Regions from separate parts of the Homo sapiens genome. Here regions 2, 3, 4 and 5 are each linked to region 1. Evidence: chromatin loops called from intact Hi-C (ENCODE). Cell type or tissue: ascending aorta. All regions are shown on one strand. Region 1 has its middle 130 kb from the start of LINC01987. Region 2 has its middle 6.2 kb from the start of LINC01987. Region 3 overlaps SEPTIN9 (septin 9). Region 4 overlaps SEPTIN9 (septin 9). Region 5 overlaps LOC105371908 (a long non-coding RNA gene).

Region 1 (5,000 bases):
CACCAAACGGAGCTCCTTTGCATCTTTTATCTCCTTCATTTCATCAACAGCCCTGAAAAGTGGCCAGCTCTGGCCTCATTTAACAGGTGAGGGATCTAAGGCCCAGATCCAGACACTCGGCTAAGGTCACACAGCGGGCAACCAGCAGAAGTGGAATTCAGCCCCATCTGTTGGGCTCCAAAGGGACACCCTTGGCCACTCGGAGTCCACAGGTCTTCTTCAAGAGGACGTGGCCATGCAAAGGCACAGGGATGCTGTTTTGGGAATCAGTCCTGTGTTGCATGATTTAAAAATGAGTTCCAGGCCAGGCACGGTGTCTCATGCCTGTAATCCCAGCACTTCGGGAGGCCAAGGGGGGCAGATCATGAGATCAAGAGATTGAGCCCATCCTGCCCAACATGGTGAAACCCCGTCTCTACCAAAAATACAAAAATTAGCTGGGCATGGTGGGGCATACCTATAGTCCCAGCTACTCAGGAGGCCGAGGCAGGAGAATCTCTTGAACCCGGGAGGCAGAGGTTGCATTGAGCCGAGATTGCACCACTGCACTCCAGCCTGGACAACAGAGTGAGACTCCATCTCAAAAAAAAAAAAAATGAATTCCAACAGCAATGACAAATCAACTACTATTGCAGAGTGTGGAGCTGGGTACCAAGCGAGAATCTCCCTAGAGCCTGCCCCACCCCCACCCCTGTAGTCTGGTACCTGGGAGCTGGAGACAAGTCAGCAACAGGGATAAAAGGCTTCTCACCCCTCATTTCTCCTTAGAGTAAGAATTTGGCTAATGTCTGCTTTCAGCCATGTCTTCATCTACTTCTTCTTCCCCTTTAATGTCACTTGTGCTCTGTTACATGAATCTGAATCACACCCAAATACAGTCATGACTCTAGCCCTGGAGGGACAGGCAGGGATGGTCGCTTTCCTGATGTCAGGCCCACTTGCGCTGCCCATGCTGGTGTCCCCTCTGCTGGGTCTGGGGTGGCTGCCTGAGGTCTGCGTTCAGAGTGTGCCTGGGGCTGGGCTAGACCAAGGAGGCATCTCCCTGGAACAGCTGGAAGTGGCAACATCAAAAGGGTGAAGGTGAGCTGATCTGTGGGGAGAACGCCAGGGTCCGTGGCTCGGGATCCGCCGTCAGGTCTGAACAGAGAGTGAGCGTGCCTCATGGCGGTAGTCCATAGATCTCTCCTGAATAAATGAAGCCAGGGAAGGGCAGCTGCGATGTGAGGTCAACGCTAGTTCAGGAAGGAGAGCAGGAGATGCACAAGGCCAGGGGCTCGGAGCAGGGAGGCTGTGGGGGGCGGGGGCTTTTGCACCAAGTCCTGGCCACCGGGCCCCAAGGGGCAGGCCCCTCAGTCTCTGTCTGACCCCAGACATCTCCTCTGATGCAGACTGTGCTGTGCACTGTCCCTGCGCTCAAGCTCCTCTTCCTCATCTTCATGAGTGCTCTGTCCACACCTCCCTCGGGGCTCTGGGCTCTTTCTCCCCGGCGCCGGTAATCCCTTTCCTCCCTCTCCCTTCACAAGGAAAAGCTGTGTTGAGCATGGATAGAGACCAGCTTTCCTGGGACTTTTGGCCATCTGGTTCTCTGAGCGAGCACAACCCTGCCTCGACCTCCGTGGCTTCTCCCCACCCCTGACCACACGCTCACAGGGCCCTGTGGGCCCCACTCCTGGTACCAAGTCCCTCGGTTCCCCAGGTGCCCGGCGTGCTCAGGTGCTTGGTTGAGGTTATGGAATTGAGTCTAAGTGGGACTGGAGACCCCCTGGTTCACCCCCCTCATGCCACTGATGAGAAATGAAATCCAGTCCATCATTGACTTTGCCCTACTCGAACTGTTGGCTAGTCACTGGCTGCTTAGAAGAAATTCACACTGATTATTTAAGAGCAGAAGCATTCAGATCCCATAGAAAGAGTTTTTCTCCATAAAGGATGCCTGGGACAGCCCAGCGTTGGTTCCTGTTACACAGTGTTCTCTCCGTCGCATGCTTACCAGATGTGTCAGTGAGGGACAGGCCTGGGAGGAGATGTGTCTGGACTTGGGCACCCCTGCTTGCCCCAAATAACCACAGTCACGTGCTGGCCACAATGCCAGACAGTCCAAAAGTTGTGAGCCAAGCGGGCTGGCAGCCCCGGCCCCCACTATTCCTTCTTAAATGGCAGAGAAAGAGCTTCCCTTGACCCCCACAAGTTTTCTGCCTGTGGCAGATGTGGGGTTGTCAGTTCCCTGGTGGGGGCCCGGGTCCAGAAGCACTCAGCTGGATTACTGGAAAAACGAAGATACAAGCCTATAAAAACAGCCTGGCTCCCAGTGAATTCCTGAAGCTGGCTATTTATAGAGGTGGTTTGGAACAACCTAGGGCCTCCCCGCAGGCCTCCTCAGAACCTCCAGGGCAGCCACACAGAGGGAGCACATGACAGATGGGACAGAATGCCTACCTGGCCCACTATTTCACAGGGCACACAGTACTTCTGTGTCTGCACGTGCTCTCCAGGATGCTGTACCAGGCAGATTCAGACCTCAGGCTCCTGGAGAGCTGCCATTGCTCAGGCTGGGGCCAGGCTCTGCGATATTCTGGAAGGGCAAATTGAGTTCCCACCATCTTCAGCACAAATACTGGGGTTAGGGGAGGCACTGAGAATGGTCTGACAACAGTCGGTTTGATTTTACACCATTAACTGCATAAAACGTTCTGGAGAAAATGTATTTCATCATGAATTCTGGGCAAAGTATATTACAAGAATAAGAGAGAGATCCTTTCCATCTTTCAGGCTCTTTATGAGTGGCGGGACAGCTTCTGGGTAGGGCCCTGGGAAGGGAGACTGCTGTGGGCTCAGCACCTCCTCCATCCCTCCGCCCCCATCCTGCCCCTGGGGAGCACAAGGCTCGCCCTGCGTCCTGGCCCTGGGACTGCGCAGAGCTTGTCACATTGCAAGAATCATGAGCCAGCCAGAAGGAAAGGGCAGAGAGACACCAGCAAGCCTCAAAAAAATAACCCTGCCCTCCCCGCCTGTGGCCTGAAGTCATTGCGTTAGCCAGAACCCGGAGAATTAAAATCAATTTGATGTGTAGCTTTCTCTGGCTAATGAGCTTTGAAGAGGATTGAGAGTTTAACGCTTCCATTTTCTCAGCAAGAAGGTGATCTGGGCAGGCAGGGGCAGCCCCAGAAGGTGAGGGTTGGGATTTGAGCAGGGTAGAAAGGGTTAGCGCTGTCATTCTGAGTGGTGACCTGGGACGGGGTTGAGGGAAGGGGTGGTGTTGAGGGGAACCTTTACTTGGACAGTCCTGTGGACAGCGAGCAGGGAAGGAGGTGAGAGGCTGTGAACCCACCTCCCACTGAGCAAGCTTGGCACAGGCACCAATGCCAGCAAGGGCTTCTGGGCAGAGAAAGTTGGAGCCTGAACAGGAAGGGGTGTGAGAGAGAGTTAGGAGAGCCTGACTTTGCAAAAAACACAGCGGAAGGTTCCTGGGGAGGAAGGACAGTGGCTGGGAGCTGGCGGGAAAATCCAGTCTTGACTGGAGGGGACCAAGGGAGGCTTCAAGCTACGCCCAGCTCAGTGAGCCACCTCAGACCAGCCAGCGGGGCGAGGACAGGAGCCCGCACCTGGAGTGAGAGGCCCTGGACTCCAGCCCCCGCTCTGCCATTTACCAGCTGTGTGGCCTCAGATCCTTCCTGATGATTTTAGGCCTCACTCCCTGCATCTGTAGAATGGGGTGATGATGAGTTCATGTGAAGAGGGAGTAAGCCTGGCACACAGTAGGTGCTCAGTAAATGCTTGTGAGGCTGGACCAACCCCTTTCTTGTACTCTTTATACACTGGGAGGATTCACGAGACAACAATTGAGACAGGGTCCTGCTGCTGAGGGAGGTCAGACGCCTGGCCGGTCAAACTCAGGTGTCCTCAAGGCCCTAATACCTCTCAATTCACCTGCTTCAGGTGAGGTTGACCTCTCTGCCTTTCGGGGTTCCCCCAAAACAGAGCCTGAGACAAGGCCTTGGGTGCAGGTAGTGTAGGTGGGAGGTGACTCCAGGAAGCTGGAGTGAGGGGCAGGGCAGTGAGATCCGGGTGGGGAGAAAGCCAATGTGAGGATGTCACTGGGCTGGTGATCAGCGTGGCCAATTGCGAGGATGCCACTGGGCTGGTGATCAGCGTGGCCAATTGTGAGGATGATACTGGGCTGGTGATCAGCGTGGTCAATGGGAGGATGACACTGGGCTGGTGATCGGTGCGGGCAACAGGGGCTCAGACCCACCAGGAGCCCTCTGAAAAATCCGTGGGATCTGCCTCTGAGTTGTCCCTCCATGGGCGCAGACTATTGTCCCCCATTGGCAGACGGTTGTCCCAGGGCATGGTATCTCCCAAGCTTACCCTGCCCTTAGCTATGGAAAAAGCCCTGAGTCAGAAGACAGGAGGAAAGATGGGACCTACCCACACAGCCACACCTGAACTCACAGGGGTAAGAGGCCATGGGCCCAGAAAGTGTCTGCTGTACCTTCCCCTCAGCTGCCTGCCCGAATATGAGCCCTCCATTCAGCATGTGCTGTGATTGGCTCCAGTCTCTCCAACAGCCTGTTGGGAAAGCATAGCTGGCTTTCAGGTGGTCTTAAAGTTGGTGAGACAAAAGTGTGGAGCTTCCACCATGGAAAAACAGCTCACCTGGGAATTATGTGAACACACAGGAGACCAGCAAGAGACAGAGAGACACTGGATCCTGACCATATTGTTGGAGCACCTGGATCCAGCCATACCTGAAGCTGTTGTAGCCAATGAATTTTCCTCTTCTTTATTTGAATTTGGGATTTTGGTCACTTAGAAAAGGACTCCTGATTACTACAAGTCCCTGCCATGTGCTGGCAGTGTCTAATGCACCTTTTCACAGAGTCCCTCTGCAAGAGCTGGACAGAGCCAGGGCCAAAAGTCAGGCTTGGTCTAATTCAAAAGCTCATTATGGTTTTTTTCTCCCACCAGATCTGAGCTCAACTGAAAAGGCAGTTCATAAG
Region 2 (5,000 bases), 130 kb before region 1:
CAGCTAATTTTTATATTTTTAGTAGAGATAGGGTGGTTCCACCATGCTGGCCAGGCGAGTCTAAAACTCCTGACCTCATGTGATCTGCCCACCTCGGCCTCCCAAAGTGCTGGGATTACAGGCGTGAGCCACCGCTCACGGCCGCAAACTACCTTTTTAATGGCAGTTGTCTCCTGATCTGTTGGCCTCACTATGCCTCAGATTTTCTATTAATATACTGTATTTTTGAACATTCTGTCTTCAGTTTTGGGCTGGGTGGTGGCCAGGGAAATAGACAGGTCACTCTGGTGTGTGTCATAAGCTTAACAAATGGCAGATTTGGCTGTCAGCAGAGCCCCTCCCGGAGCCACCTGTGCAGACCTTTCTCGGAGCCAGATCAGGGGAAGCCAGAGAGCAAATCTTCCCTGGATCCAAGTCAGCCTCGATCCTCAGGGTCTGAGAAAGGCCAGTGATGGTGCTGGCCTCTGAAAAGAACAGCCCGTGATCAGGAAAAAGAGCCCACCTGGGTCAGAGGCCACTAACACCCCGGGTCAAACGGATATTCAGGGAGAGATGCCGTGACAACTTGAGTTCCAGGAGCCTTCCCAGAAGTTGTCTGACCTCGTGGAAAAAATCAATGCACCTCTTGTTTTTGTCTCCTGAAATATGTTATCGGTGATGATTCTTCCCCAGGTGACAACATAGTTTATGACAAAGCACGCGGCAGCCTGCTGGGCCCCTGGTGGCTTCAGACGCAGCCTGACATCCTCGCCCATCGTTATTGATGAGCCTCACCTGCGCGAGGCTGGGAGGCGGATGCTTCAGGAGCAGGCGAGCTCCCTGCCCCGTTAGGGAGCTGGGGCGGGAGTCCAGACGCCATAAATGCTGTTCTGGAGAGGAGCCACTTCTGCAGCCACAGCGGGAAGGCTGGGATCCTAAGAGCCACTTCTGCAACCACAGCGGGAAGGCTGGGATCCTAAAATGTCAAAGCTCATGCCGGGGTGACTGGCCCACCCCTCGCTTTACAGATGAGCAAACGGAGGCCTGGAGACAGTGGGTCCCCTACAGGGTCTGGAGAGAGAGGGTTCGCTATTAGTTAAGGAGAGGGAAAGAACCAAATTCAGGTCCTCTAATTTCCAGTTCAGCACTCTTTCTGTTCTCCCATTGGCTTTGTAAAAATGATTCCTCCCTCCCTTCATTCCTCTGTCCCTCCCTCCTTTTCCTCCTGCCACCTCCCCACTCCTCTCTCTTCCTTTCTCTCCTCCCCTCCATTCCCCTTCTCCTCTTCCCATCCTTCTCCTCCCCTTCTCTTCTCCCCCATCCGACCTCCCCGCCTCCCTCCATCCCTCCCTCCCTTGACCTCCCCTCCCCTCCTCCCTCCCTCCCTTTTTCACAAATATTAGAGAGCCTTCCCTGTGCCAGGCACTCTGTAGTGTTTATTTTTATTCAGCTCCAGTTTGCAGACACCCATCAGGGGCCATTTAAGGGGAGAGCAGTGGGCGGGGAGGGAGGGAGGGAGGCTGCTCGCCCAGGGCAGGCTGGGCCTGGCAGGCTGGAGTGCCCTCCGTGTGAAGAGGTTCCTTGTCTTCCACGCAGCACCTGCCCATTGAACAGGGCCTCCAGCTCCAGCCAGGGACTGGGCCAGAAGCAGGCAGGGCTTCCCGACCACCTGCAGGACTGGAGGGGCCAGGGTCACAGGGTTTTTCTACATCATCCCTGAGGGGGAAGCAAGCGCAGACAGGCTTGCCCTGCACTGGAGGAAGGGAGGCTGGGCTGTTAAATACTGGCATGGCCCTTGCTGGGTAGATCCTCCTCCTCAGAGCAGGATCCTCACTTCTGCAGAGGCTTAGGGGCAGGGGAGGGACTGTGAGACTCCTCCTTCTACCTACGGACTCCTCATCCTGGCTGTGAGCCAAAGAGAGACTCTTCGTCTTTATCTTCTAACCAGCAGGCATGGGGAGGTCCCTTTTCGACCCCCGGGCTTCTGTTGACCAGTCGGTACCTCTGCGGCCTGCAGGAGCTGAGGCAGGGCCCCTTGCAGCCTGGCCCCTGCCTAGCTGGGAGCTACAGGGTGGCCAGTCCCAGGATCGCCGTGGGGGATGGTTAAACATGCAGAGTCCCCAGTTCTGTTCCAGATGGTTGGGTGGCAATAGCCGGGTTTGGGCCTGGAAATCTGCATGTCTGTCAACCCCCTCAGGTGGGCCTGGTCTGTGCTGACGACCAGATGCCTCTGTGGCAAGACCTAGGCTGGAGGGGCAGCGGGAAGTTTAGCAGGGCAGGCAGGGCAGGTAGGAGCCCCCTGGTTATTAGAGAGAAACACAGGCGTCTCCCAAGCTGGAGCTTCTCTCAGCAGGGAGCGCTGGTGCCCATCAGAGACGGGAGGGCAGAGTGGGGAGAGAGGCACCGAGCTGCCCAGGGGCCTCCTTCCCCCACTCCCGCTCAGCCCCGCCCCCTGGGCTGACTGCCAGGTTTCCCGGGATGGAGACATCTTCTAGCCCCCAGCTGAATCCTGGGAGGAGCCAGAACCCAGCCAGCAATTACTCAACTCCCGGCTTAACTCACAGGCAAAGCCCAGGGACTGTCAGTGGCCTGCCAGTGGCCTGCCTGGGACCCGAGGCTCTCTGGTGGGCTGGGGAGGCTCCTAGAGCCCAGCGAGGGGGTGGAGCCAGGCCGTGCGGGTCTGTTCCTGTGCTCTCAGCCCTGCTGGCACATGCCAGGACCCTCTCCCGATCTTGGCAAAGGGAAACAAAGTTGCTGCTGCAGAGTTAATTAAGGAGGGAGGAAGGCAGGCGGGGGAGTTGGCACGCAGAGAAGTCCTATGTGCCAAGTGTCCAACGCAGTGCCACGTGCCAGGGCCTGGGGAGGTGGTGGGAGATGGGGGAATGGTACTCTGCCTAGAACAAAGCCAGCTGTTTGGAGGTCAATTCCTCCTCTCCCCCGCCCGCACTTGCCAGTTCAACAGATGGGGGTGTCTGTCCCCTCCCCCCAACATTCATCAGGCCCCACCGGTAGGAGCACACCGAGGAAGGGGACAGCCTCCAGGGCTGTGCCATCCAGTGCAGAAACCACTAGTCACATGCAGCTATTTAAGCCTAAATGAGATGAAATGAAAGAAAATGTAAAATTCAGTTCCTCGTTTGCCATCTCAAGTGCTCAGCAGCCACCAGTGGCTGGTGGTTGCCACCCTGGATGGTGCGGGTAGGGTGTTGCCATCATTGCAGAATGTTCTGTTGATCAGGGCTGCTCTTGTCTTCAGCAACTGGCCCCGTGCTTCAAAAATGAAACAAAACAAAAAACAAAGACCAAACAACTTTTGCTGCAATGATCACCCTAACGTTCTACTTCCATTGTTTTGGCTGCAGCCTAAATCCACATGCATTATTCTTATTGAGCCCCAGGAAGAGAAACGAACACAAACCCTACATTGAGGGTGTCAATCAGTCAAGGGATATTTACTGAGCCTCTGCCATGCATGTGTCAGGCTCTGGTCAAAGCCCTGGGGTTGCTGTTCTGAGTAAGACCATCCCCCGTGTCACAGAGCATGGAGCTCAGATGTGCACAAGTATGATGTCAAAATCACCTCAAGGTAGTGTATGTGGTGCTGGGTGTGGAGCAGAGCAGAGAAAGCTGGGGAAGCTCAGAGAAAGGCAATTTGACCAACCTGGAGTTCAAAGATGGACTGCTACAAAAATCTGAATTCATCTACCTTTCGTTTGAGTACTAGATTAAAAAAAGAATTGTTTCCAGGGTCTGCTTTGCTGGGTGATACAGTCATTCTTCTTATATGGTTACTGAGAGAATCATTATGAACATTGTTTGGGTTCGTGTCATGGCTTGAGCTACAGAAAGACCAACTTTGAATTTCCAATTTAACATTCCCCTCTCTCCAACTTAACCTCTATCAAGTATTTTCATGGAAAGTCTGCAGATAGAGTCTCACCTACTGACCACAGACCCCCTTCTCTCCCCAGTTAATCATTTGGGAATCTGAAGACAAGGTTTCTCTTCCCTGCTTTCTGGGGAAAAGATGGTGGGAAGGTGGAGGTGGTTATTTAGCTTGCTGTATCTCTGCTGCCAAGGGACTCAGGACTAGATTTGATGTGGCTGTTCCACCAGGGGATTTAGGACTAGATTTGATGTGGCTGTCCCACCAGTATGACACAGATAATTTCTTAAACATTATATCTTGACCTTACCATGTCTCTTGTTGAATTTTGGTTACCAGGGATTGAATGATACAGTGTTTCTCTACTCCCACCCTCGCAGAACAATCTCTGCCTTTTAACTGAGGTGTTTAGGTTATTCACGTTTAATGTGACTATTACTATGGTTGGGTTTAAATCTGCCCATCTTGCTATTTGTTTTATATTTGTCCCATCTGTTCTTTGTTTTCTTTTCCTTTCATTTCTGCCTTGTTTTGACAGATTTGGTATTTTTTATGATTCCATGTAATCTTCTCTGTTGCCTTATTAACTATACCTTATTAAAAAAATCATTGCTTTTAAGTTTACATAACACACCTTTTAATCGAAGTCTACCTTCAAATAATGTTATGCTGCTTTGTGTATGATTTAAGAACCCTAAAGCAATGTCTTTTCAGTTCTCCCTCTCCTAGCATTTGTGCTATTGTCATATATTTTACTTCTATTAATACATACATGCCAAATAAATTCAATATAGTCTTTTCACCAAATAGTTCTGAATCAACTGGATAACCATATTTTTTTAAAGCCTCAATTCCTAACTCACCTTATATACAAAAGCTTGAAATGGATTTTTAAATCTAAATATAAGTGCTAAAGATATACAAATTTTAGAAGAAAACATAGGAAGAAAATCTTAGTAACCTTGGCTTAGGCAAAGATGGGACACATAAAGCACAAACTACAAAAGGAAAAAATTGATCAGTCATATTTTAACAAAACTGAAAATTTTGCCCCTCACTGTGAAAAGACAAACACAGACTGGAGGGAAACATTTGAAAAACATATCTCTGATAAATGATTTGTGCTCAGAATGTA
Region 3 (5,000 bases), 180 kb after region 1:
CTGACATGGGAGGCCTGGGGGCCTGGCTGCATTTCCTGGTGTGGAGGTGCTGGGAGGTGTGGAGGCCTCCTCCTGAGGCTGGGACCCTCTGGCCATCCTGACCCACTGTTCCGATCCTATCCTCCAGTCTGAGGGCATGGCCTGAACTCACAGCCGCACACACTCCCCTCTGCACAGGGCCCTGCGGGGCCGGCACAGCAGCCTCTCCTCTACAGATCAGGATGCTCAGCTCCAGGAGGGCTGGGACTGTCCAAGACCGCACAACCAGGGTCAGACACAGCTGGGCCAACCTTGTGACTTCTGGCTCCACGCACAGATTCTAAGCACACAGGTAAAACTCTGCTGGCTGGGAGGGTTGGGGGGTAGATGAGCGGGGGGCAGCTTCCTCTTAGCCTCCCAACATGCCAGGTCCCTGGGTGGGAGGGGGCACAAAGACCCTACCTTTCCCAAGAGACAGAGAAAGAGGCAGTGGAGGGTCCCTCTCTGGCTGAGGCTCCAGGTCCTGAGTGGTGAATGCAACCCCACTTGGAGGCTGGAAGTCAGGCGGCCTTGGGGGTGTGCGAGGCCCGCCAGCTCAGCTGCAGCTCCTTCCATGTAAGGGAACCCCCCCCAGGCAGCGTCCCCATGACCAGAGAGGGGGCCAGGAAGAGGTGAGGGCTGTATCCAGAGTGACACTCGGGTGGGCTTCACCCTGGGGACACGGTCACATCCCCCTCCCGGACCTCTGAAGCCCTCAGGTGCGGGTCAAGGGCTCTCAGCTGCAGGCAGGAGAGGGCCCCACAGCCACAGATCTGGGGAGTCCAGCTTGCAAAGCCCAGAGGCTTCCGGAGGCCGCTGGCCCGGCTTCCTGTGCAGCTGGGTTTTCCTGGGAGGCCCTCCTCCGGCACTCTCAGTCCCCAGCCCGCACGACCTCCCACAGCTGGGCCCATCTTCCCAGGCCCGGGTCACATGGTGCAGGTCAGTGGGGCTCTGGGGGAGGGCAGGGCGCCAGGAACAGCCCCGGGGGTGGGGGGACTGGAGCAGAGCTCACTTTGGCCGCCTGCCCACTTTGCATGAAGGACGCTAGACTTCCACATGTGGTCACTCGACTTCGCCCAACTATGCGTAAGTCCTGGTTACCCTCACCCTACTGATGGGAATTAAACTGGCCAAGGAGAAGCTCAGAATCTGAGCAGAGCAGGGGTCCAAGCCTCCCAGGAGTTCTAGGTACCCCCCAGCCCCTCCTTCCGAGTACTGAGTCCACACACTCAGTGCCCGGATGCCCATTCACTTGGGGGCCCGGCGACCGCCAGTCAGCATGGCTTACAAAGGGCTTCTGTGCAACAGGTCTCATTTGATCCTCCCAAAAACCCTCCGAGGCAGGACAATGTTATTCAACCCATTTTACAGACAAAGCAACTGAGTCATAAAATGGCTTGCCAAAAGATACAGAGGCAGAAAGATCAACAGCAAAGAGCTTCTCTGTGATCCTGACCAGCAAGGCCCCCAGAAAAAAGCAAGGGACCCCGAGGCCCTCACAGGAACAGAGTCCTGGAGGAGAACAAGAGCTTAGCCTCATGCTACCCTCAAGGGGTACCTTGAAGGTCAAGGTATTGGGCCCAAGCAGGCTGGACTGTGTTCCCTGTACCCCTCCCACCTCCTGAAGCCCCTTCCCTCCCACCCAGGTGGGCCGTGGAGGTGTCCACAACATATAATGGAACAGCTGGTAGGTCACTGGGCCCCCCACTGAGCCAAGGGGCTCGACCAGAGGCTCAAACAGTGGCACAGAAACCATGAGCCTCGCTGCAAACCAGCTCAGGCTTTGGAGTCAAGCAGCCCTGTGTTCACAGCCAGGGTCAGCCGCTTCTAGCTGTGTGGCCTGAGGCCAGTTCCTCAACCTCTCTGTGCCTCGGTGCCTTCTCTGCAGTAGTAACAGGAACCGTTTTCTACGGCGATAGTGCAGATACATCCCATGAAGCGCATAAAGCTTCGAGCCCAGCGCCTGGAGTACGTCAGGACGCAGTAAGTGGTCACTTATGATTCATGAAATATTAATAAGGTGAGGGGTGGAATGACAGCCTCCTTGCGTTGTCCCTAAAATGGAAACAAATCTGCTCAGCGCTCAAAGCAGCAGAAAGTGAGCCAAGGACAGGCTCCCAGCGACATGCCCTGGCAGAGTGTTCCCTGCTGGCCCCAGGCAGGGCTCAGGGCGGGCGGCCACCCTCCAGATGAGCTCATCGCTGGCACCTGCTTCCAGAGCACATGCCTGGACTTTCCAGATCTTTCCTCCCCTCTCTCTGACCTTCCCCTACTCTGCAACCCCCACCTCCTGCCACTTTCTTACTCACTCTCTCCTTTCATTCCTGTTCAAAAACAAATAATGGAGGCCAAATGTGTCAGCTGGCTCCCTGGAAAGGCTTCCCTGCAGCAGGAACGCGACGGGGGCAGTGGAGGATTGCTCAGCGCAAGCCACGTGATCTCCGCGCGGAGCCGGGGAAGGGGAGGCGCTGAGATCGAGGGTGCTAGGATCGAGGCACTGAGATGGGGTCACTGGACAATGGCCAGGGCCAGCTCCCGTTCCCACCCCAACAGGGGCCCCCACATTCAGGGGCCACATCTCTAAAGTCTCTTGGACAAGAGAGACAAATCCCATCACAGGGTCAGAAACGCTGCCTCCAGGCCGCCATCTGGGTGGGGGTGAGAGATGCCTCGCCGGTTCCTAAACATTCACTCTGTGGACAAAACTATCAAGGGGAACTCAATGTTTCCACAGCAGCTTGGTCAAGATATAGGTATCAGGCCGGGCGCAGTGGCTCACGCCTGTAGTCCCAGCACTTTGGGAGGCTGAGGCGGGCGGATCGCTTGAGGCCAGGAGTTCGAGACCAGCCTGGCCAACATGGTGAAACTCCATCTCTACTAAAAATACAAAAATTAGCCAGGTGTGGTGGTGTGAGCCTGTAGTCCCAGCTACTCAGGAGGCTGAGACAGGAGAATTGCTTGAACCCTGGAGGTGGAGGTTGCCATGAGTGGATATCACACCATTGTACTTCAGCCTGGATGACAGAGCGAGCAAGACAGCCTCAAGAAAAAAAAAGATGCAGGTATTGTCTCAGGGTTCACAAGTATAACCTGATCCCTGATGTTGGCATTTAATCCTGATGCAGATCCCAGCAGGAAAAGGGAGACGAACCAGAAGGCTGTGGGGACGAGGGGTTTACAGCAGTGCTTATTAGACTTGCTCTGGCAGGCACAAGTGTCCCCTGGAGGCTGCTAGACAAGCAGAGGGCCCACCCCAGAGACTCTGGTTCTGGAGGGCTGGGTTAGGGCCCAGGAAGCTGCATTTCGGCAGGGAATTCAGAGCTATCCTGAGTCCTACTTTGGAAGCAAGAGCCAGGGGGCAGAACAGAACCGGAACCAAAAGCTTCTGTGGGCCCAGTTTCATGGGGATGGGCCCGGTTTCATGGGGATGGACCCCTGCACCATCCGAGGTGACCATTAGCCCGGCTCCCCGGGACCAGCCCTGAGTGCTCCCTGGGGAAAGCGGGACCTGCAGAGGATGGTTTTCCAGGATCCGCCTGACCACCCACCCCCAGCCCGCTCTTACCCCAGCTTCCCTGACCTCCATCCTCCACCTAGAACTCTGGAGACCTGGCCCTGGAGGCCCAGAGACCAGAAATGAGGGGAGACAAGGGGAGAAGCTCCCCTCCCCATTCGCTGGCCACGCCAATGGGCTGACCTCCCAGGAAGCCACACCAGCCACTGCTACTGTCCTGGCCGCCCCGCCTGGCCCCGAGGCTGGGTGAGCAAGCATTCCGTTCTGCCTGCTTCTTCACCTGAGTCTCCTGCTGATGTCACGAGAGGCCTGACCACGCGCCCAGGAGGTACAGGACAGAGCCCAGAGCTGTTCAAGAACACATAAGGCTGAGGCCCGGGTCCTGCACCTGGGAAGGGCCAGGAAGGGTTAAAGGAAAACCCCAGCTGAGCACAATGGCTCATGCCTGGAATCCCAGCACTTTGGCAGGCCAAGGCAGGAGGATCATTTAAGCCCAGGAGTTGGAGTTCAGCCTGGGAAATATAGTAAGACTCCATTTCTACAAAAAAAAATTAAAATTAAAAAATTAACCAGGCATGGTGGCACACACCTGTAGTCCCAGCTACTTGGTAGGCTGAGATGGGAGGACTGCTGAGCCTAGGAGGTCGAGATCACAGTGAGCGGGACATTGGGCCATTGAACTCCAGCCTGGGCGACAGAGAGAGACCGTCTCAAAAAAAATCCCTACACTCCATGGAGCTTAGCAGAACCTTCGGCCAGGGTGTCTCGACTGTGAAATGAGCGTGGCAGCTGCCAATCCCCGAGGGTGAAGACCCATCCACTAGCAACCTGCACCCTGGCACGGTGAGAGGAAGTGCCTGGGGAAAGACGTCGGCCGAGGCAGAGAGCTCAGCCCAATCCACCGTGGAGGAGCCACTCCAGTTCCAAAGAGAAAGATCAATAAACCTCAGGTGAATGGCCCAAAAGCCATCCCTGTACACGCAGAGGGTGCATTCTGGGACATGTGGATACCTTCTCCCAGGACAGGAAGCAAAACCAGCAGGCAGAGACGTGAGCCTCCCTGCTCTTGCCGGAGCCAACCTGGAGCCCTCATCTCGGTCCCCAGGGAAGCACAGACCCCCACCTCCACCGCAGCCAAAAGACTTCCTGTTGACTTTCCCAGCAGCATCCAGCCCAGTCTTGTGGGGAGAGGCGGCAGGGGGAGGAGACAGAGAAAGATGAGCTCCTGGCAGCTGTGACTGGGGGGAGAGAAATGCGGTTCCAATCTGTTCCTGCTCACCCCACAGACGGGCGGTGTCTTATTTCAAAATCCAGGGCAGCTGAGGGACTGAAGGAAGAGGGGGACACCTTCTAACTGGGGTTTTCTTTCATTTCACCCCATGGCGCCTTACACAGGAAAGAGCTGGAAGGTCTCGGGCTCCTGGCATCCAGCCAAAGTCTCAGGCAGGGGCCCAGACACTGGGCTGTG
Region 4 (5,000 bases), 280 kb after region 1:
GCCCAGGACGAGAACCTCATTAAGGGAAACAGCTCCGGGACTGTCGTGTTCATTCGGAAGGCAGCCAGTTTACAACTGAGTTTCTAAAAATGTACGTTTTCTTACATGAAAACACATCCGAATGGGATTTTGTAGAAAGCATCTTTCATCAAGGCACAGCCCGAGGGGAGGTCCCCGCTTCATCCCTGGCTGTGCTGTCCTCAGCCAAGGGCAGCAGGGATCAGAGTGGTCTCTGGGGCACAGCACTGGCTGCTTTCAAAGAGTGTTTTGTTCAGTTCATGAAAAGCCCGTGTTTTGTGAGCCTGGGAGGGTGCCATCACTTCCAGCTCCCCAGGGAGCACCACCCCCAAACCCACGCCTCTCTGCTCAGCTCTCAGATCCCCTGCTGGTCACCCATCTGGGCCTCGGCTAGATCATCTATAAAGTGAAGGCCGAACCCGAGGCTCCCCGAGGCCCCTGCCAGCCAGGCGGGTGGAGTGACGTCCTCCTGGGGCTGGTGGCCCAGGAGGCAGGGGACCCACTGTGGTCTGCCCAGGCTGCCTGGTGGGGTGGTCACTCCGAGGACGGCTCCACTGTGCAAGCCTGACGAAGGTCCCTCTCAGCGCTCCCTGCCCTGCGGCTCCTGCTGGGCGGAGAGCAGGACGCTGGGCTCCACACCCACCCGTCCCAGCGGGCCTGAGCCCCCGAGCTCAAACAGATAAGATGCAGTTTCACTGCCACCCAAGCCTTCTGCCGTCTCCCCTGGCCCCCTCCTGAGGTCCGCCTGCTGTGCCCGACTGGGTGTGCTCAGCGGCACAACACACACCCGCTCCACCAGTCCCAACGTGACAATCAAGATGTGGCCCTGAGGCCGGGCGCCGTGGCTCACGCCTGTAATCCCAGCACTTTGGGAGGCTGAGGCGGGCGGATCACGAGATCAGGAGATCGAGACCATCCTGGTTGACACGGTGAAACCCCATCTCTACTAAAAATACAAAAAAATATGGCGGGCGCCTATAGTCCCAGCTGCTTGGGAGGCTGAGGCAGGAGAATGGCATGAACTAGGGAGGCGGAGCTTGCAGTGAGCTGAGATCGCGCCACTGCACTCCAGCCTGGGCAACAGAGCCAGACTCCGTCTCAAAGAAAAAAAAAAAAAAAGATGTGGCCCTGGGAGCAGTGGTGGAGGGGACCACACGTCCTAGAGAGGAGCCACCGAGATGGGCCTCCCTCTCTCAGGCCTCTCAGGGACCCCCCAACACACACATAGTGGCAACCAACAGACCAGGGCCCAAGGCACGTAGGGGTTGACACTCTTAGCGACCTCCCGCTCCATGGCCCGTAGGTCACTTCAGAATACCCAAAGCCTGGAGCTTGGCTCAGCCACCCCATGTCTCCCAGCGCTGGGCTCAGAGGGCGGCATGAGCGGCAGAAACTGTCATCACTGCTAATTACCGATGACGGCGCTGGCCACGTGAGATGGCAGCCACGGCACCGCATGTGAGTGAAGGGACCAAGGAGGCTGGGCCTGGGAGGGAGGGCCTGGAAAGCTGGGGTGAACTAAAGGCAGGGGAGCCCCCTTTCTCTTCATTTGCCTGTTCACGCCCTGATGGGTCTGTGCCTGCGGCAAGGGGGCTGCCAGCGTGAATGGACACACGCACACACATGCACACACACGTGCACACACACGCCAGGCTCCTCTGAGCGCCGGGAGCTTCCCCCTCTATAATCAACTGCCAGGAAGGCACAGAAATGCTATTTTAGGTAGGAGACCGAGGCAGCCTTGAAGACAGACTTTGGCTGGAAGCAAAAAACAAACCACACAGTGGACAAACCAACCACCAGCCAGGTCCAAGCGCCGCCGCCCCAGACCCGAGCCAGGGGGGCAGGTCCCCCACACCCTCCCAAGGTTTCGGCGCCAACAGCCTCAGCATTGACAGTGGCCATGACATGCAAGAATGGCACACTGGAAAATGAAAGGGAAGTAGCCAGGAGAGAGGAGAGCCGAGTTTAAATAAAAGCCAGACTCAGGAGAGCTTAGCTTCTGAGACGGAGTTCATCCCACGAGCTTGGAACCGTCAAAAAGAAAAGAAATATTTCTGTGAAAAATGAGCAAAAGCGCCCTTTGCATGCTTATTCCCCCAGGCATAAATAAAGCCCCGAGTCCAGGGCAGTGGGGGGCGGCCGATGGGGAGGGGGCTGTCTGCGTACCTGAGATCCGGTCCCTCTCCATTCCTACGGATATATTTAGCAGCGGCGGGAGTCCCGGCGTCCCGCTCAGAGGCGGCCTCCCCTTTCTCACCCCCGTCGCCCTCCCTCTCTCAGCCTCCTCCTCCTCCTCCTCCTCCTCTAAAAACACTCTTTGTCTGGTCTAATTTCTTCAATCTGTTGCAATCACGAATGCATCCGAATTACCACATTTCCATGTGCTGATCATATGTTTGTGCTCCAAACTGAAGTAGCATTGTCTCTTCAAAACGGGAGGAAAAAGGGAGCAAAGGAGAGAAATCCAAAAATAGGAGGCAGGAGAGAGGGCCCGAAGTGGGCCCCGAGGAGTCCGGCAGACCACCGGGTCTGCCTGCGAGAGTCCCAGAGTCCCGGCCGCCCGGTCTGGTCGGTGGCTGCAGAGGTCCCGAGTGCGGCTTCCGGCAGCCTCCTCTCTCCACCTCCTCCAGCCCCCGCCGCCCCGAGGCTTGCTGCTCCTTTTTAATATCCACTTGGAGATGCTTAACTTAGACTCTTGGAAACCAACTCACAGAGTCAAATTCCTGACGACTTCCAAAGTCTTTCATTTTCCCTGTCCCGCGATGCTACGATTTCCTTGGGCTTAAGGGTTTAAAAAGCCCAGTTCCTGCGTGCCTGCCTCGCCTTCCTCTGTCCTGGGCTGGCCCCAGCCCTTCTTCACCCTGTACCCCAACGTGGCTGGGCAGGAGGAACGGCCGTGCCCCAGGCCAGCGTGCTGAGAAAAGGTTCCGGAGCACCTGCCCAGGAGGAACCCTGAGAAGTCACCCCCCTCCGTCCCATTAGTCTGCAGTGACAGAGGCAGTTGCCGTCCCCGCCCAGGCAGAGAGGGCGAACGGGACGGGGACTTCCTGGAAGATTCCTACCACACACGCATGAGTCAGTGAGTCTCTAGCCGTCCCCTGGGAGGGAGCGAGTCTTCCTCTCCGGGAACTCGGGGCCCCACTGGGGGATCAGTGCTGTTCCCCACTGTTCATCCGGGGTCCTCAGAGGCTGCTTACTTACCTGGGGGGTCCCCACCAGCACATGGTCAGGGTCCATGCTGAGGCCAAGGGCTCAGCAGAGCAGGTGGGGGTTTACAATGTGGGTCCCTGGGGTGGGAATCAGGGGCATCCTCTCTGTCTTTAAGCTTCACCTCAAGGGTTCATTCAAACCCGAGACACGGAGGCTGGTTCTGTTGGCCCAAGCCTGTTTAAAGAGAATGTGTGTTTGTGCCAAGGCTGAGAACTCAGGCAATCTCTCTGAAAACTCCAGACTGTCAGCTTCTGTTGAGAAAGGGAGGACGCGTGGCCGCACCACGGAAGCCTTCCTGCCTGGCCGCACAGGGCTGGTATAAGACAGTTCTGCTCTTCAGACAAAACACTTTTCAGTCTGTGCTGCTCCCCAAGGCCCCCAACAAATTTACAATATTTGCACCCCTCTACCTCGACACACCCCGCAGGCCTCTGAGTTTACAATCCCTGCCCCACAGAGCCAGGTGAGTTACCTGTGACCAGGTGAGGCCCATGCACAGCCCTCGGCTAGATGACAGAGCCAAAGGCCCTGAAGTGCCACTTCAGGCCACAGTCCCGTCCGCTCTCTGCCTGGGATAGGACCCCAAATGCAATCTCCTTGGCAGAAAGGACATCTTCCTGGGGGGTGGGGAGGACCATTCCCAGCCTTCTGGGAGACATCAAGCAACCACCTCCTCCCAAAGAGCCTGGAGGACAGCCCCACAGGCAGCCAGACAGTGAGGGAGGTGGGGACAGCATCTCAGCCGAGGTGGGAGGCTGGGGAGGAAGGGAGGGATCATAGTCACGAGAGAAGGCTGAATAATGGCCCCAGGGATAGCATGTCCTAATCCCTAGACCTGCAAATGGGACCTTGTTTGGAACAAGAGTTTTTGCATCTGTGATTCAGTTGCAGATCTTGCTGTGGCGAGAGCACCCTGGATGGTCTAGGTGGTCCCTAAAGGCAGTCTCGGTGCTCATACAAGACGGGGGCAGAGGGAGATTTGACACAGACAGGGATGGCCAAGTGGAGATGGGGCCCGGAGAGATCTGTAGATGCTGGTGTTGAAGGTAAGGGCCATGCAGCCACAAGCCAAGGGACACCCACAGCCACCAGAGGCTCAAAGGGGCAGGCGATGAAGGCAGTGGCCCCCAACCTTTTTGGCACCTGGGATCGGTTTCAGGGAAGACAATTTTTCCACAGACCAGGGAGTGGGGAGATGGTTTTGAGATGATTCAAGTGTATTATATTTATTATTTTATTTTATTTTATTTTATTGAGACAGAGTCTCGCTCTGCCACCCAGGCTGGAGTACAGTGGCACTATCTCAGTTCACTGCAACCTCCGCCACCTGGGTTCAAGCAATTCTTCTGCCTCAGCCTCCCAAGAAGCTGGGACTACAGACGCCTGCCACCGTGTCCGGCTAATTTTTGTATTTTTAGTAGAAACGGGGTTTCACCATATTGGCCAGGCTGATCTTGAACTCCTGACCTCGTGATCCGCCAGCCTTGGCCTCCCAAAGTGCTGGGATTACAGGCATAAGCCACTGTGCCTGGCCTTTATTTTTTATTTTTTGAGACAGAGTTTCACTCTGGGATTACAGGTGTGAGCCACTGCACCCGGCCACAAGCACGTTGTATTGATTGTGCACTTTATTTCTATTATTATTATAATATATAATGAGATAATTATACAACTCACCATAATGTAGAATCAGTTGGAGCCCTGAGCTTATTTTCCTGCAACCAGACGGTCCCATCTGGTGGTGATGGGAGACGGTGACAGATCATCAG
Region 5 (5,000 bases), 230 kb before region 1:
TCCAATCTAACAATTGATGTTCTCCTGAGAGAAGGAGATTTGGACTCATACAGAAACAGCAGAGATGCCCACAGGCAGAGGAAGGACCCTGTGACACCAGGCACCAGGAGAAGGTGGCCATCTGCAACTCAGGGCCAGAGGCCTCAGAAGAAACTGACCCTGTGGGCCGGGCACAGTGGCTCATGCCCATAATCCCAGTCATTTGGGAGGCTGAGGCGGGAGGATCGCTTGAGCCCAGGAATTCAAGACCAGCCTGGGCAATATGGCAAAACCCCATCTCTACAAAAAGTACAAAAATTAGCCAGCTGTGGTGGCACACACCTGTAGTCCCAGCTACTCGGGGGGCTGAGGTGGGAGAATCGCTTGAGCCTGGGAGCAGGAGGCTGCAGTGAGCCATGATCACACCACTGCCAGTGAGACAGAGTGAGACCTCATCTCAAAAAAAAAAACAAAAGAAGAAACCAACCCTGCTGACACCTTCTCTTAGACTTCCAGCCCCCAGAACTGTGAGGAAATAGGTTTCTGTGGTTGAAGGCACCCAGTCTGTTGTATTCTGTTATAGTAGCCCTGGCAAATGAAGTCACCATGTGACTCACCTGTTGTGTTTTTGGCAGGTGGTTCTTGGCATATTCACAGATATGTGCAATCATCACTTAAGTCAACTTTGGAGAATTTCATCACCTTGGAAAAAACCCAAGTCCTTGTGCCTTTTAGCTATCATCCCAGCTACGGTTTGAATGTGACCCCGAAAGCATGTGTTGGACATGTAATCCCCTAATGCTTGTTATTAAGTAAGTGCTGTAAGTCATTTCAAGGGAAAAGTGACAGCAGCAGCAGCAGCAGCAGCAAGACCTTACTGTTACTCAGCAACTGCAGAGATGGGCAGGCGGAGTGGCGGGGGTGGCAGGGTGGGGGTGGGGCGGTTCTGGGACAGTTTTTAAAGGCAGAGTCCTGGGAACTTCTTCTTTGTTTTTTTGTATTTGGGTAAAGACGGTTTCACCATGTTGGCCAGGCTGGTCTCGAACTCCTGACCTCAAGTGATCGGCCTGCCTTGGCCTCCCAAAGTGCTGAGATTATAGGTGTGAGTCACCACGCCCAGCCGAGTCCTGGGAACTTCCGAGTCGGTCTCAAAGGAAAATGGGCAAGGCCAGAGTTGGCTTGGAGGAGAATGTAGGGTCGAGGGTAGACAGGGACAGCTGCCCCCTTTCCCTCCCTGTTCCTGCTGGACATTCCAAATACAGAAACCCTTAAATGCTCCATCCTCCAGCTCTTACCCACAGAGCTTGAAAGACCACCAATTAGTGTGGTGGTCTTTCAAGCTTGCTAAAGGATCATTTCAAAATTTTTTTTAAAAAGTTTTTTTTTTTTTGCTGGGCACGGTGGCTCACCTCTGTAATCCCAGCACTTTGGGAGGCCGAGGTGGGTGGATCTTGAGGTCAGGAGTTCAAGACCAGCCTGGCTAACATAGTGAAACCCTGTCTCTACTAAAAATACAAAAAATTAGCTGGACGTGGTGGCAAGCGCCTGTAATCCTGGCTACTCAGGGGGCTGAGGCAGGAGAATCACTTGAACCCAGGAGGTGGAGGTTGCAGTGAGCTGAGATCACGCCATTGCACTCCAGCCCGGGGGACAGTGAAAGACTCCATCTCAAAAAAAAAAAAATTTTTTTTTTGAGATAGGGTTTCACTCTGTGGCCCAGGCCAGAGTGCAGTGTTGGAGCCATAGCTCACTGCAGCCTCAAACTCCTGGGCTCAAGCAATCCTCCTGCCTCAGCCTCCCAAGTAGCTGAGACTAAAGGTGTGTACCACCATGCCTGGCTAACTTTCTAATTTTGTAGAGGTGGGGTCTTGCTCTGTTGCCCAGGCTGGCCCCTAACTTCTGGGCTGAAGAGATACTCCTACTTCAGCCTCCCAGATTGCTTGAATTACAGGTGTGAGTCAACACACCCAGTGGATAATTTTGATAAAAGGTAAGATCTTGAGTCTCATACAAATATAAAATGAATACGTGCCAGTGATTTCATTTAACTTGTTAATTAAGGAAGATACCAGTGCAATGTTACAACTGGTTCAAAGAACCTCACATACATAGGCAGTAAGGAATGCTGAAGTCAATTCACAAACACGCAACAGGGCAACAGTCAATTGCATTCTGCAGGATACTCCGCTGTATTCAACCACATTCCACTGGATGCAATTCATTTGTGTTGCTATGGATAAGGGCCATTTGCATGATTATGAGTTTCCTACAACTTGCAGAGTGGCAAAATAGCTCAAAGACAATGAAAAATGAAGATAACCTCAAAAGGTGTGCTAGATAGATACCCATTCATCTTTTTTGCCTATTCCAAGGTCTTGCACTATTTTCCCTGACACACTTGTCTTCCTCCAGGCCTCCAGTTAAGGGGGGCAATGAAGAAATGGGGCTAGGGGAGGCAAGGACAGAGGGGGCTCCTGGGGGCATGCAGCCCCTGTAGGAGGAAGGGCTGATTGGGGTAAGGAGCTCAAAGAGGCTCCCCCACTTGGGAATGGGGTTGCTTTGGATGGCAAGAGGGTGGGAGGAGCTGGCAGAAGAGAGGGGTCTGGGACCATCCTTCACCTGCTCCATGGTTTTGCCTCTGGTCAGCCTGGTCCGTTTTGTCCCCCTGCCTTAGAGAGGCCAAGAGTAACTGCTACTTAGTTCTTATCTGTTCTGAGAACCTTCTCCCAGTGGGGTGGTCAGGGCAAGCGTGGGAGGAGCTACGCCAGTCACAGTAGGCTCTGCTGAGGCTGATGAGTCACTCAGCAGCCAGGAGGACTGCCGCAGCCAGCGAGACTTAGGGCAGCTTCCCTTCTGCCAGGGACTGGGGCGAGCGTGAGGAGCCCTGAGCATTTGGCTTTCCTTTCCTGGCATTCCAGAGGCCTAGGTAGGAAAGCCTCGTGGGATCTCAGGGCTGGGAGGGTCCGCAGAGTCATCTCAGAGGCGTGACCACCCTGCAGTATCCTCCAACAGAACCTTGGGGTTTGCATGGAGATTCTGGCCGGGGAAGATGCCTCCTGAGAACAGGGTGCAGCTTTGGAGGTCACCCAGGGAGGGAGGTTGGGAGCGCTGTCTGGACAGATCAGCCCAGTCAGCTCCAGTTATGGTTGAGTGACAGGCAGCAAAAGGTCCTTTGACTTCAGAGTCAGGAGCACTATTGCATCCCTGGGGCATTAGACTGATCCCCAAAGTGCAACAGAAAGCAGAACATGCTAGATCCCAGACTCTATAGGGACCCCTTATTTGTAGTGGGAAGATTTTTTCAATCAGCTGCTGGGGTGGTGGGGGCAGGGGGAATGGGGGACTGGGATTCCCCAGACAGCGAGGTAGGGGAACAACCTAACAGGTGAGCTGCCTTCTGTCGGGGAAGGTCTGATTACCTGCTGAACACGGAGAGGCTGAGGCTGCTACCATTCCCACCACACTCCTTCCCACACAGCTTTCTGCTCTTTCTCCCATGCAGGGCTCAGCCTCCCATCTGAATCGATGTTCAATGAGTATTATCACATGTCAGATCAAAGAGACAGTAATCCATCATTTTACCCATGGGGCCAAATTAAAACCTGCCAGGGAAAACCCCAAAGTCTTAGTCTTGAACTGAGTCCTCTTGTGCTATTCTCCAAAATTAGTTTTCCAGTATTCGAATGCCTCCTGTGATGAGGACCTCAGCAACCTTCCAACAGCAGCTGACGATATCTTGAGGCAGCTATGAGACTGAAAATCCATATTCCTAGAGCTTTCACTCACTCATCTTAGCTTTATCCCTCGTGAATGATGGCATCCCCTCCAGATTCCCATTGAAACTTAATCCTAGTGCAAGAGTATTAAGAGGTGTGTCCTTTGGGAGGTGATTGAATCATGAGGGCCCCACCTTCATGAATGGCATCAGCACTATTATATGGGTCCTGAGATTGAAGGGAGTGCTCTCTTGCCCTTCCACCTTCTGCCATGTGAGGGTGCAGCCCCAAGGTGCCATCTTGGAGAGACAGCAGCCCTCACTAGACACCAACGCAGTGCCTCGATCTTGGACTTGCCAACCTCCGGAACTGTAAGAAGAGTCTAAGGTGTTTTCTTATAGAAGCACAAATGGGCTAAGACGAGGCCCACAGAGTGCATCTATTTCTTTTTTTTTTTTTTTTTTTGAGACAGAGTCTCGCTCTGTTGCCCAGGCTGGAGCGCAGTGGCACCATCTCGGCTCACTGCAAACTCCACCTCCTGGGTTCAAGTGAGTCTCCTGCCTCAGCCTCCTGAGTAGCTGGGATTACAGGCACGTGCCACCACGCCTGGCTGATTTTTGTATTTTTAGCAGAGATGAGGTTTCACCATGCTGGTCAAGCTGGTCTTAAACTCCTAACCTCGTGATCCACCCACCTCAGCCTCCCAAAGTGCTGGGATTACAGGCATGAGCCACCGTGCCTGGCCTCGAGTGCATCTGTTTTCTTTGTAGCAGTGCAGCCCCTAGCATTCTTGAAGAGAGGCTTTTGTTCCTCCTGAGTTTGTCTTCTCCAGTCCTAATAATTTTTCAAGAAGCCTGATTTCAACCTTTACCTTCCTAGTTAGTTCCCTGTGATATGATTTACTCTCTGCTCTCCTGTTCCTCCTTTTACCAAAACTAAATAATAGGCCAGAGCAGTGATCCTCAACCTTTTTGGCACCAGGGATCATTTTCGTGGAAGACAATTTCTCCATGGACTAGGGGCAGGGGATGGTTTCGGGATGATTTAAGCGCATTACTTTGACTGTGCACTTTATTTCTATTATTATTACATTGTAATATACGATGAAATAACTATACAACTCACCATAACGTAGAATCAGAGGGAGCCCTGAGCTTGTTTTCCTGCAACTAGATGGTCCCATCTGGGGGTGATGGGAGACAGTGACAGATCATCAGGCGTTAGATTCTCACAAGGAGCGTGCAACCTAGATCCCTCACATGTGCACAGTTCACAATAGGGATTGTGCTCCTTTGAGAATTGAAT

What was found. Hi-C counts contacts between places; a loop is a spot of excess contacts. Peaks named below come from ENCODE experiments on the same cell type or tissue, not always from the same donor. Only the 100,000 strongest peaks of a DNase experiment are listed, where the experiment ranks them.
Region 2: it touches region 1 in a loop (5-fold over the local background); 21 of 110 quality-filtered maps call a loop at or near these places.
Region 3: a loop joins it to region 1, with 3 times the contacts of the local background. A loop is called at or near these places in 3 of 110 quality-filtered maps.
Region 4: it touches region 1 in a loop (3-fold over the local background); 2 of 110 quality-filtered maps call a loop at or near these places.
Region 5: it touches region 1 in a loop (2.5-fold over the local background); 5 of 110 quality-filtered maps call a loop at or near these places.

What each region holds. Positions count from the first base shown.
Region 1 is chr17:77,599,650-77,604,649 of GRCh38, reverse strand. No RefSeq gene overlaps it. Among named protein-coding and RNA genes, the nearest start is that of LINC01987, 130 kb to the left of the region's middle. In ascending aorta, no CTCF peak of the experiment used is centred here; DNase peaks (open chromatin) are centred at 2,049, 2,359, 2,889 and 3,339; H3K4me3 peaks cover 1,730 bases; H3K27ac peaks cover 5,000 bases.
Region 2 is chr17:77,732,266-77,737,265 of GRCh38, reverse strand. No RefSeq gene overlaps it. Among named protein-coding and RNA genes, the nearest start is that of LINC01987, 6.2 kb to the right of the region's middle. In ascending aorta, a CTCF peak has its summit at 2,320; DNase peaks (open chromatin) are centred at 855, 1,485, 2,095 and 2,445; H3K4me3 peaks cover 2,501 bases; H3K27ac peaks cover 3,508 bases.
Region 3 is chr17:77,421,113-77,426,112 of GRCh38, reverse strand. The region is part of intron 3 of SEPTIN9 (septin 9); the gene reads right to left. LOC112268199 (a long non-coding RNA gene) reads left to right here. Exons shown (of 2, transcript XR_002958141.2): 2 at 1-5,000. Among named protein-coding and RNA genes, the nearest start is that of MIR4316, 27 kb to the right of the region's middle. RefSeq lists enhancers at 183-272, 2,235-3,039, 3,175-3,840. In ascending aorta, no CTCF peak of the experiment used is centred here; DNase peaks (open chromatin) are centred at 1,012, 1,317 and 2,262; H3K4me3 peaks cover 455 bases; H3K27ac peaks cover 4,541 bases.
Region 4 is chr17:77,317,536-77,322,535 of GRCh38, reverse strand. All of the region lies in intron 2 of SEPTIN9 (septin 9), which reads right to left. Among named protein-coding and RNA genes, the nearest start is that of SEPTIN9-DT, 38 kb to the right of the region's middle. RefSeq lists a silencer at 1,685-1,897 and an enhancer at 4,840-5,000. In ascending aorta, no CTCF peak of the experiment used is centred here; DNase peaks (open chromatin) are centred at 465, 1,439, 1,785, 3,055 and 1 weaker place; H3K4me3 peaks cover 3,476 bases; H3K27ac peaks cover 3,992 bases.
Region 5 is chr17:77,832,447-77,837,446 of GRCh38, reverse strand. All of the region lies in intron 1 of LOC105371908 (a long non-coding RNA gene), which reads left to right. Among named protein-coding and RNA genes, the nearest start is that of LINC01973, 49 kb to the left of the region's middle. In ascending aorta, no CTCF peak of the experiment used is centred here; DNase peaks (open chromatin) are centred at 666 and 2,766; H3K27ac peaks cover 2,189 bases.